Regions from separate parts of the Mus musculus genome. Here region 1 is linked to region 2. The links are chromatin loops, found by intact Hi-C in ENCODE. Cell type or tissue: left cerebral cortex. All regions are shown on one strand. Links, peaks and the distances in the headings refer to the core of each region. The heading gives the core; the rest is flanking DNA. Region 1 has its middle 42 kb from the start of Inhbb. Region 2 holds the start of Gm46145 (a long non-coding RNA gene).

Region 1 (4,390 bases), core at 196-4,195, 74 kb before region 2:
TCAAAAAAGGACAGAAGGAAGGAAGGAAGGGCTGGAGAGATGGCTCACTCTTAAAAGCACTTGTTGCTCTTCCAGAGGATGCAGGTCTGATTCCCAGAACCTACACTGCAGCTCATGAAAGTCTATAACCACAGCTGCAGGGGATCGAACACCCTCTTCTGATCTCCACAGGCACCTGGCAAATATGTGTGTTCCACAAGCATATATGAAGGTAAAACACTCACACACATAGAATAAATAATTTTTTAAAAAATAAAGTGACATAGGAAGGAAGAAGGAAGAAAGGAAGGGAGAAAGGGAGGAAGGGAGGCAGGAGTTAGGGCCAACCTCCTGGCAGAGGAAGGCAGATCTCTGTGAGTTCAAGGTCAGCCTGGTCTATATAATGACTTCTAGGTCAAGACAACCAGAATATACAGTGAGACCTTGGAAGGAATCTGCTGTTTGTACCTAGGAAGACAGACAGCCCTGTGGAGTCATACCCCCTCCCACAGTGAGCCCTGCCTCAAGGAGCAGCAGGGAAAGCAGGCAAGAGCCGTTTGTTGCTGCTCTCTTCAGAATGTCTCTTACCACAGCAGAATGGAGGGTGGGAAGACAGTGTCTGTCTATTCAGAGGACTTCAGGTCCCCCTTCATGACGGGCAGGAAACCAAAACCGGTGCATCCTGTCTCCTCTCTACTATATCTCTGTTCCCTAACTGCCCTAATCCCTCTAGGTCCTCAGCTTCCTAATAGGGCCCCCATAGTCTTGCCAGCTTTCTGGCTACGTAGGGGACCAGAGGGGCAGGTTTGTCCCCAGCCTCAGGTATGTGGTCTTGGATGCCTGGGACAAGTGACCAGCAAGCATATGTGAATAAGCAAAGAACATCACTCTGACCAGCTATTTCCACCAGAGTGACACTTCCCACTTCTGTGGCCAATCAAGTGAGAGTATCGTTTGCAGCAAGCACATCCACGGTGACTGGAGAATGACCTGCTGGAATAGTATTGTTACACAAGGCAATGTTGCCTATGTCCTGAGGTCCTGGGAAACTGACCACAGCTCTCTTGAACGGGATGTGATTTACACATCCAATTAAAAGTGGAGACCAACAGACTCAAGGGACAGCTCCAGCCAGGTAGGAGTCAAGGCGTTCTGAGGCTCTACCTGCCTGAACAAACATCAGAGCAGGGTCTAGGGGGATATGGCCTCCCCTAGAGGATGGGATAGCAAGGAATGACCCTGTCCCCACTGGAGCATGAAAGCCAGGCGTGAGAGCCAAGGAGTCTGAGACATCCCTGTTTTGTGTAATACCCACAAAGGGATCCTATCATGACAGCACCTACTAGGCCCTTGTCCTAGAGGACAAGGAGAAGACAGCAGGTTTTCCATACTCATTAGGGGAATGTGAAGCTCATAAAGAAGCCCAGAGAAGACCTGTCAGGCTTGACAGCCTGGCCTCCTGGCCACCTGCTGCTCAGCCCCTTAGCATCCAACTGTTAGTCAAGAGTCCCTTGGCTCCCCTGGTATACTCCAAGCCTCCCAGGGTAGAACCAGGTCATGTCCATTTGCTAGGGCAGTGAGGATAATGTCCCTATCTCACTATCCTCGTGTGCTGGGTGAACAGAGGGCTTTATGTGTCTTGAGAACTAACAATGGCAAGCACCTCTCTGGGTCAGGCTCCTCGCTTCCTTGCACACCCCACTAGGAGGGAAAGGCTGGGTAAGCTTTACGCTGGTCAGAGAAGGCCCTCACACAGGCAAAGCAGGTGGCAGGTGGCCCTCCTATGGCTGTGTCTGGAATACTCGTGAAAAAAAAAAGCTGGCCAGACCTAGCTAAGAACTGGGCTGGCTACTGTGGGACAGGAGGTAGAGAAGGCTACAGTGGTGCCATGGGCAGTCTACCCAGGAAGTATATGGGGGCTGCACAGAGCAAGCATACTAGGGCCGGAGATGTAGCCCAAAGCCCTGAGTTCAACTCCCCAGCACTGCAGAAAGATCGGACATGGCTGGACCAACATATACACTTACAGTACTAGAGAAGCAGAGGTAAGATCAGAAGTTCAAAGCTGCCCACTTTGGGTTTTGTGGGGGGGGGGTGCCTTTTTTTTTTTTTTTGTAGGAGTTATCTTGCTTCCTTGCTTGCTCTTGGCTGCTTATTCTAAGTAAAATGGAGAAGTCAGAGGTCATTCTTAGCTACATAGTGAATCAGACTATCCTGGGCTACATGAGAAAGAGTCAAAGAAAAGACAATGGAGGGAGGGAAGGAAGGGACATGGAGTTAAGGATGGGGAGGTGGGCACCAGAGATGTGAACCAATCTATAGAAGCTGGTCCACTCTGGAGTAGGAATGCCGGAATGCAGAAGAAGGTGGGGTAGAAGCAGCCATGCCCCCCCCCCGCCCCCAGCAGTCCTGGTTCTGGAAAAGGTCCAGCAGACTGCATGGACATAGCACTACTCCCTCTGTCAGTCTCAGCAAGTGGCTACATGCATCTGCCTCTATCCCGCCAGCTCGTAGCCACCCCCACTCTGACCATACTGATCTACTCTGTATTCAGGAGACCTGTGGCCCCTGACAGATGGGGCTCCCGCCTCCCACAGGAAATCTGTCTCTTGACCAGCTGCCGGGGAATGCAGGGAGAAGAGTACCACTTCATGCCAAGCCATGAACTCCATGGTTCTTACCTTTAGCGTTGCTTTGCAAGGCAGGGAGTCATTCCACAACCCGGGCGTCCCATCCTACTGCATGGTTCAGCACTAGGCCCCTTGAGCTGGTACCTGTAACTGAGAGACTGGAGGCCTGGTTCACAATAGTTCCTCATTTACTATGATTGATAAATACTTGTTGGGATAAATGCATGCAAGCGTATATGCATGCATGAATGAATGAATGAATGAATGAACCAACAAATGGTACTAACTGATAGCATCTTCTCACTCTGTGCCAAGGGTTATGCTAAGTCTCTCTGTGTTATCTCATCCCCGTAGCAAGCCAAAGAGTAGCCACTGAAATGCGGCCCATTCCACAAGCAAAAGCTTGAGGTCCAACAGGTCCTATAGGAGCAGCACTCAGCCTTCATTCCCTGGGATCCTTCCACCATCCCTTGCTCTTGGAAAGCCTCTGGCTGAGGTTTTTGTGTGGCTTGACAGGATCTGAGATATTTCGATGCCTGGCACTGCTCCACCCAGGCTCCCGTTACTGAGTTAAGTGCCACTCTGCACACCCCCACCCACACTGGGATGAGGCAGACAGTAAGCCTTTCACACTCAAGCTTGAATTAGCCATCAGCAGCTCTCATGCAAGATGAGTGGAGTCCCCATTACAAACTGTGCTGTCTTAGTACTCTCTCACTGCCGTGAGAAAATACTCTGACAAAAGCAAATTATAGGAGAAAGGGTTTATTTTAGCTTCCAAGTCACGGTGCCTTCCATCACGGTGGGAAGGTTAGGGTGGAAGGGGCCTGAACCAGCTATCTACTTTCCATCTACAATCCAGAAGCAGAGAGTGATGAATGAATGTTAGCATATAGCTCAGTCTCTCCTCTGTATCCAGTCCAGGATACAGTGAATGGGACTGCCTACAGTGAAGATGAGCAGAGAACCGTCCCACATCAGCTAATACATCAAGACTGTCCCTCACAGGCATAACCAAAGGCTTGTCCTCCAGGTAACTATGGATTCTTTCAAGCTGTCAGCAATAACCATTGCCCGTGCCAATCCTCATATATTCCCTCCCATAAATACAGCTTCCTGTCTTTCACTGAATATCAGCCTAGATCTGGCTCTATGCTGGGAGTTGGCCACTGCTGTGCCCAGAAAAATTCTCAAGGGCATTCTGAGAGCCTGGTACATGCAGGAGGGGCTCAGGAGGTTCCACAGAGTGCTGCCAAAGGCCAGCAGTAAACCCCCAGCCATAATAAACTCACAAAGGACAATAACTTGGGAGTCAATAGAGTTAGCAAGGAGAGAGGTCCATCAGTTGAGAGAACACATTTGCTCTTGCAGAGGACCCAAGTAAAATTCCCAGTACTGAAATTAGGTAGCTTACAACTGTCTGTGACTCCATCCCCAGAGGATCTGATGCCCTCTTCTGGACTCTGCCAGCACCTTCACTCATAGACACACACACACACACACACACACACACACACACTCACTAGGCTGTGAGTGTGGAAAGGGCCCTGATCAAGGGCATGTTGAACTGACTAGCATTTGGCTTGGGAGCGACTTGAAATCCCAGCATTGGAAGGCAGAGACACCAATCCCCAGGACAAAGAGCTAATTGGAATTGGTGAGCTTCAGTTCAAGGAGCCACCCTGTTGCGATAAATAAAGGTTGCTTGTTGGGTAAGGTGCATGCTGCCAAGCCTGACAACCTCAATTCAATCCCTATGGCCTATAGGTTAGATGAAGAGA
Region 2 (4,390 bases), core at 118-4,117:
TGCCAAGCCCAATGGCCTGAGTTCATTTCCCAGAACATACATGGTAGAAGGAAAGAACCAACTCTCACAAGCTGTCTTTTGATGTCCACTATGCCCACCATGGCATGTGTGTGCCCAACAGGCGAGCATGCTTGTGTGCTCACGTGCACACACACAAAGAGAAAAGGAAGGAAGGAAGGAAGGAAGGAAGGGAGGGAGGGAGGGAGGGAGGGAGGGAGGGAGGGAGGGAGGGAGGAAGGAAGGAAGAAAGAGGAAAGAGAGAGAATAAGAAAATTTAATTTTTAAAGTTTTCTGGGTCTGTTTTTCTTTAAGGAGAGGCTGGAGAGACGGTTCAGTGTTTGAGAGCACTTGCTGCTCTTCTGGAGGACCCAAGTTCAGTTCTCAGTGCCCATATGTAAGGCAACTCACAAGAGCCTTCAATTTCAGCTTCAGAGGACCCAGTACCCTTTCTGGCATCCCCACACACCGGTACACACATGCACAAATTCACACAGAGATAAATGCGTACACAATTATAAAATAAAAATTTGAAGAATTAAAAATAGATCACATGTGTATCACATACCAGGCAAGGCTCCTTACCCAGAACGGTGGGAAGTCTAAGCTGGTGAGTTGAGTTTTGTGCCTGGTTCGTGTGTGTTGGGGGGGGGGGGGTTGTATGTGTCCATGTCCATCTGAGTGTGCACATGGGTATACTTGCATGTACTGGCCAGAGGTTTATATCTGGTATCTTTATCATTCACACTGGGTTTTTTTGTTTGTTTGTTTTTGTTTTTGTTTTTGTTTTTTTTGAGACAGGATCTCTCACTGAACCTGGAACTGTCATTAATTCAATCCATTCATTCATTCATTCATTCATTCATTCATTCATTAGGCTGTGTGGCTAGCGAGCCCAGAGAGCCTCCCTATCTCTAGTCCTCCAATACCAAGATTATAGGTGTGTGCTATCACGCCCCACTTTTACACAGGTGCTGGGGCGTCTGAAGCAGTCCTCATGCTCGCACAGCCAGCACCTTACCCATGGGGCTTCACCCCAACCCCAAGCCACTTTTCTCTCGCTGTCTGATCCTCCTACTGTGTGACCTACTATGAGCTAATCTCTCATGCTCTCTATCCCCAGTACTCCGACACCTGCCAAAGGAGCAGAAGACAGTTAAGCATGGCAGTTGCCATCTGAAGGGCTCCAAAGGACTCAGAAGTCTGTGCCAAAGCACCAAGCTCCATGGCTATGTGGCTGGGGAACAGTGGCTGGGCTCTGGTCTGGAAGGGTCCTCCAAAGTAAAGGTTTGGCCTTAGTCTGGCCCCCTATTCCCTACAAAACAGCTAATCCTGGAGATGGAGGGAGGAATGCCTAGTGAGTAGGAACATTCGCTTCAAAACCACAAGAACCAGAGTTCAAATCTCAGCCCCTAGAGAAAAAGCAGAGCACGGCAGCCCATGTGTACACCTGCAACCCCATTTTTACAGGGGTATGCCAGCCTAACTCCAGGGTCTAGGAGATATCCTGTCTCAAAGGAATGAGGCAGGGTGTGATAGATATCCAGTACCCTCCCCTGGTCTCCACATCTGCACACTGACACAATCACACACACACACACACACACACACACACACACACACACACACACACACACACACACGTATATACCACACACACACACTCACATACACATACCAAAAAAAAAAAAAAAAAAACCCCAGCACACCCATACCTGCTTGTGTCCCTCCCCCAAACTTGCATCACAAACAAGCCCATCAATAGGCCTTTGTTTCAAGGTTCTGTTTCTACACACCCTTCCCATGTGTTTGAGAACCGTTTCCCATCTCCTCTGTCTTCTCAGCTGCTTTGAGCACAATAATAAGAAGCCTCAGGCTAGGGTGGAGGGCGTGTGCCAAGAACAGGGCTTGGCATGAGGCCCATGGCTTCTGAGGCTGCCCAGTCAGTGAAGTTAGAGGAATAGCAGGGAGCGAGGCCTATGTCTTCTGATCCCCTCAACCCAGCTCCTGAGCTGCTCAGGAGTCCCACGAAACCCTGAACAGGTGCTCACACCTAGTCACCAAACCTCCATAACTACCTATCCCTGTCTCTCACCCAATATAAGGTATCTGCCCCCACCACACCCCGTGGGAGGGTCGCCTGCTCACAGTTGCTTTTTCTGTTCCCCAGGAAGTCTGCACCCCCATGCAGAATGCATTGCCAGAGCTGTTGGAGTCAGAGCCTGGGTTTCTGCAGCCTTAACAAGCCAAGTTTGGTCTTCCGTCTTCAGTAAGACCAACTGAAGAGTCAAGCAATAGTGGAAAGCAGAGACAGGAGGTTCGGTTTATTCTCTGTGGGAAGAGGACGGAGGTCCAGCAATCCTCCAAGTTACTTCAGGGTCCTTTCAGTGTAAATAAAGAGCAAGAGGTGTACATAGCTTAGCAGGCCTGGTCAAGGTGTGGTCCCACCCATCACTGACCCATCACTGTCCAGACTCCACTCTGTCCATCAAGACCATCGGGTGAACTGTCAGAACCCTGTGAGCTAAGTTTCTTCTCTGGTTGGTACCAGGACACCAGCCTTTTTCTTCTCCCAGCCTGAGACTCCTGGGGAATTCTAATCTCCCCAGGTCCGCTGTCTCGATAGTCTTAGAGCCAAAGCATGAGAGCTTCTCAGAATATCTTGGCTTCTGCCAATAGCAAATGTGCTGCAAGGGTGAGCCACATCAGGGCATCTGTAAGAAGGGGGCCTGGGCTCCACCCTTGCCTTCAGCAAACCACTTATTATATAGCTTGCATTTCTCACTGTCTACTAGCACAAAGAATACAAGAAAGAGATGCACTGCTGTTGCTCCCGACACCAAGAGGATATTTAGTAAGTGGTCCCATTTATACCTGTGATGAAATGCTATCTGTTTTTCCAAGGGTCATCACAGGTCAGCTTCGACCCCACAGAGGAAGCAGAAGAAATGTTGTCTCCCTTGTCAGGGTACGTGGGGAAGATGGGGCAAGTAATGGGACAAGGAAGGACCCTTCCCTCAGTGGCCACCAATCAGGTTGTCAGGCCTGGGATGGTAAGTGGGGATTATTGCAGCACTCAGGTAGAGAAATGGTGACTATGGACCAGGCTGGTTTTTTGTTTGTCTGTCTTTGAGACAGCATATCACATTGCCTAGGCTGGCCTTGAATTCAATATATAACTGAAAATGACCTATATACTCTACCTCAGCCTCCCAAATCCTAGGCCACAGCTATGCTCCCCCACAACCTGACTCCTGCCAGATTTTAAGATCCATCTTAATCGAGGACGATGGACATGCCCGGCTAGGTAGGCATGGTTCAAGAAGTTTCTTAAAGGCAAGTCCTGAATGAATATGGAGAGAGTAGCTAATTAGAGTGGGGATGGTAAGACAGATTTACAGTGCATGTGTGTGTGCACACATGTGTGTGCATGCATGCATGTGTATGTGTGTACATGTACCATAAAATGTGTATGGAAACCAGAGGAAAACCTTGAGTGTCCTTCCCTCCTGGTACTTTGTTTGAGACAGGATTTTTTTCTTTTTGTTTTCAGGGTTTTTGTTTGTTTGTGTGTGTGTGTGTGTGTGTGTGTGTGTGTGTGTGTGTGTGTGTGTGTGTGTGTTTGTTTTGTTTTGTTTTCTGAGACAGGGTGTCTTTAGCAGACCAGGCTAGTCTCAAGCTCACAGAGATCCACTTGCCTCTGCCTCCTGAGTGCTGGGATTAAAGGCACCACCATGCCTAGCTCAAGACAAGATTTCTTTTTGTTCTCTGCTGCCCACACCAAGTTAGCTGGCCCAGTTGCCAGAGAGTCTTTTCTTCGTGTTTGCTTGTGCTAAGGGCATTTTAACCAGCTCCCTACCTGCATCTCTCTCTCTCTCTCTCTCTCTCTCTCTCTCTCTCTCTCTCTCTCTCTCTCGATATGAGATCTCTCACTGTCCTGGCTTAGCTAGACTAGCTTGCCAGCCTAGTGGCCCCTGGCTTGTGCACGTGCTCCCTGAGCCCTCGGTCGTCCTGGCCTGGTTGAGTGGAAGTCGGTGACTTATAGCTGCAGCCATGGAAATAGAACACCCTTGAGAGATGGCAAGAAAGGCACCTGTCAGTGACTAGCAGCCAGGGGCCAGGCCAAGGGAAGAATGTGGCCTCTATGACATCTCTTCTGGAGGGGAGGACACTCTCAGTCTAACCCATGACACCCTCAGTCTAACACATGGGAGTCCATTGCAGAAGGGCAGAGGAGGGAATGGATGGTGTTTCACTAGCTTGTGTGTGTGTGTGTGCGTGTGTGTGTGCCTGAATTTGATCTCCAAGACCCACACGGTAGAAGAGAACTAACTCCTGAAAGTTGTCCTTTGACCTTCACATGGGTTCTGTGATATGTGTCCACGTGTTCACA

The links. Hi-C counts contacts between places; a loop is a spot of excess contacts. Peaks named below come from ENCODE experiments on the same cell type or tissue, not always from the same donor. Only the 100,000 strongest peaks of a DNase experiment are listed, where the experiment ranks them.
Region 1: it touches region 2 in a loop (5-fold over the local background); 1 of 42 quality-filtered maps calls a loop at or near these places.

What each region holds. Positions count from the first base shown.
Region 1 is chr1:119,377,631-119,382,020 of GRCm38, forward strand. No RefSeq gene overlaps it. Among named protein-coding and RNA genes, the nearest start is that of Inhbb, 42 kb to the right of the region's middle. In left cerebral cortex, for the core only: no CTCF peak of the experiment used is centred there; DNase peaks (open chromatin) are centred at 2,541 and 3,184.
Region 2 is chr1:119,452,105-119,456,494 of GRCm38, forward strand. Gm46145 (a long non-coding RNA gene) reads left to right here and starts at 1,780. Exons shown (of 2, transcript XR_001779350.1): 1 at 1,780-2,040; 2 at 2,168-2,413. In left cerebral cortex, for the core only: no CTCF peak of the experiment used is centred there; DNase peaks (open chromatin) are centred at 1,941, 2,161 and 3,759.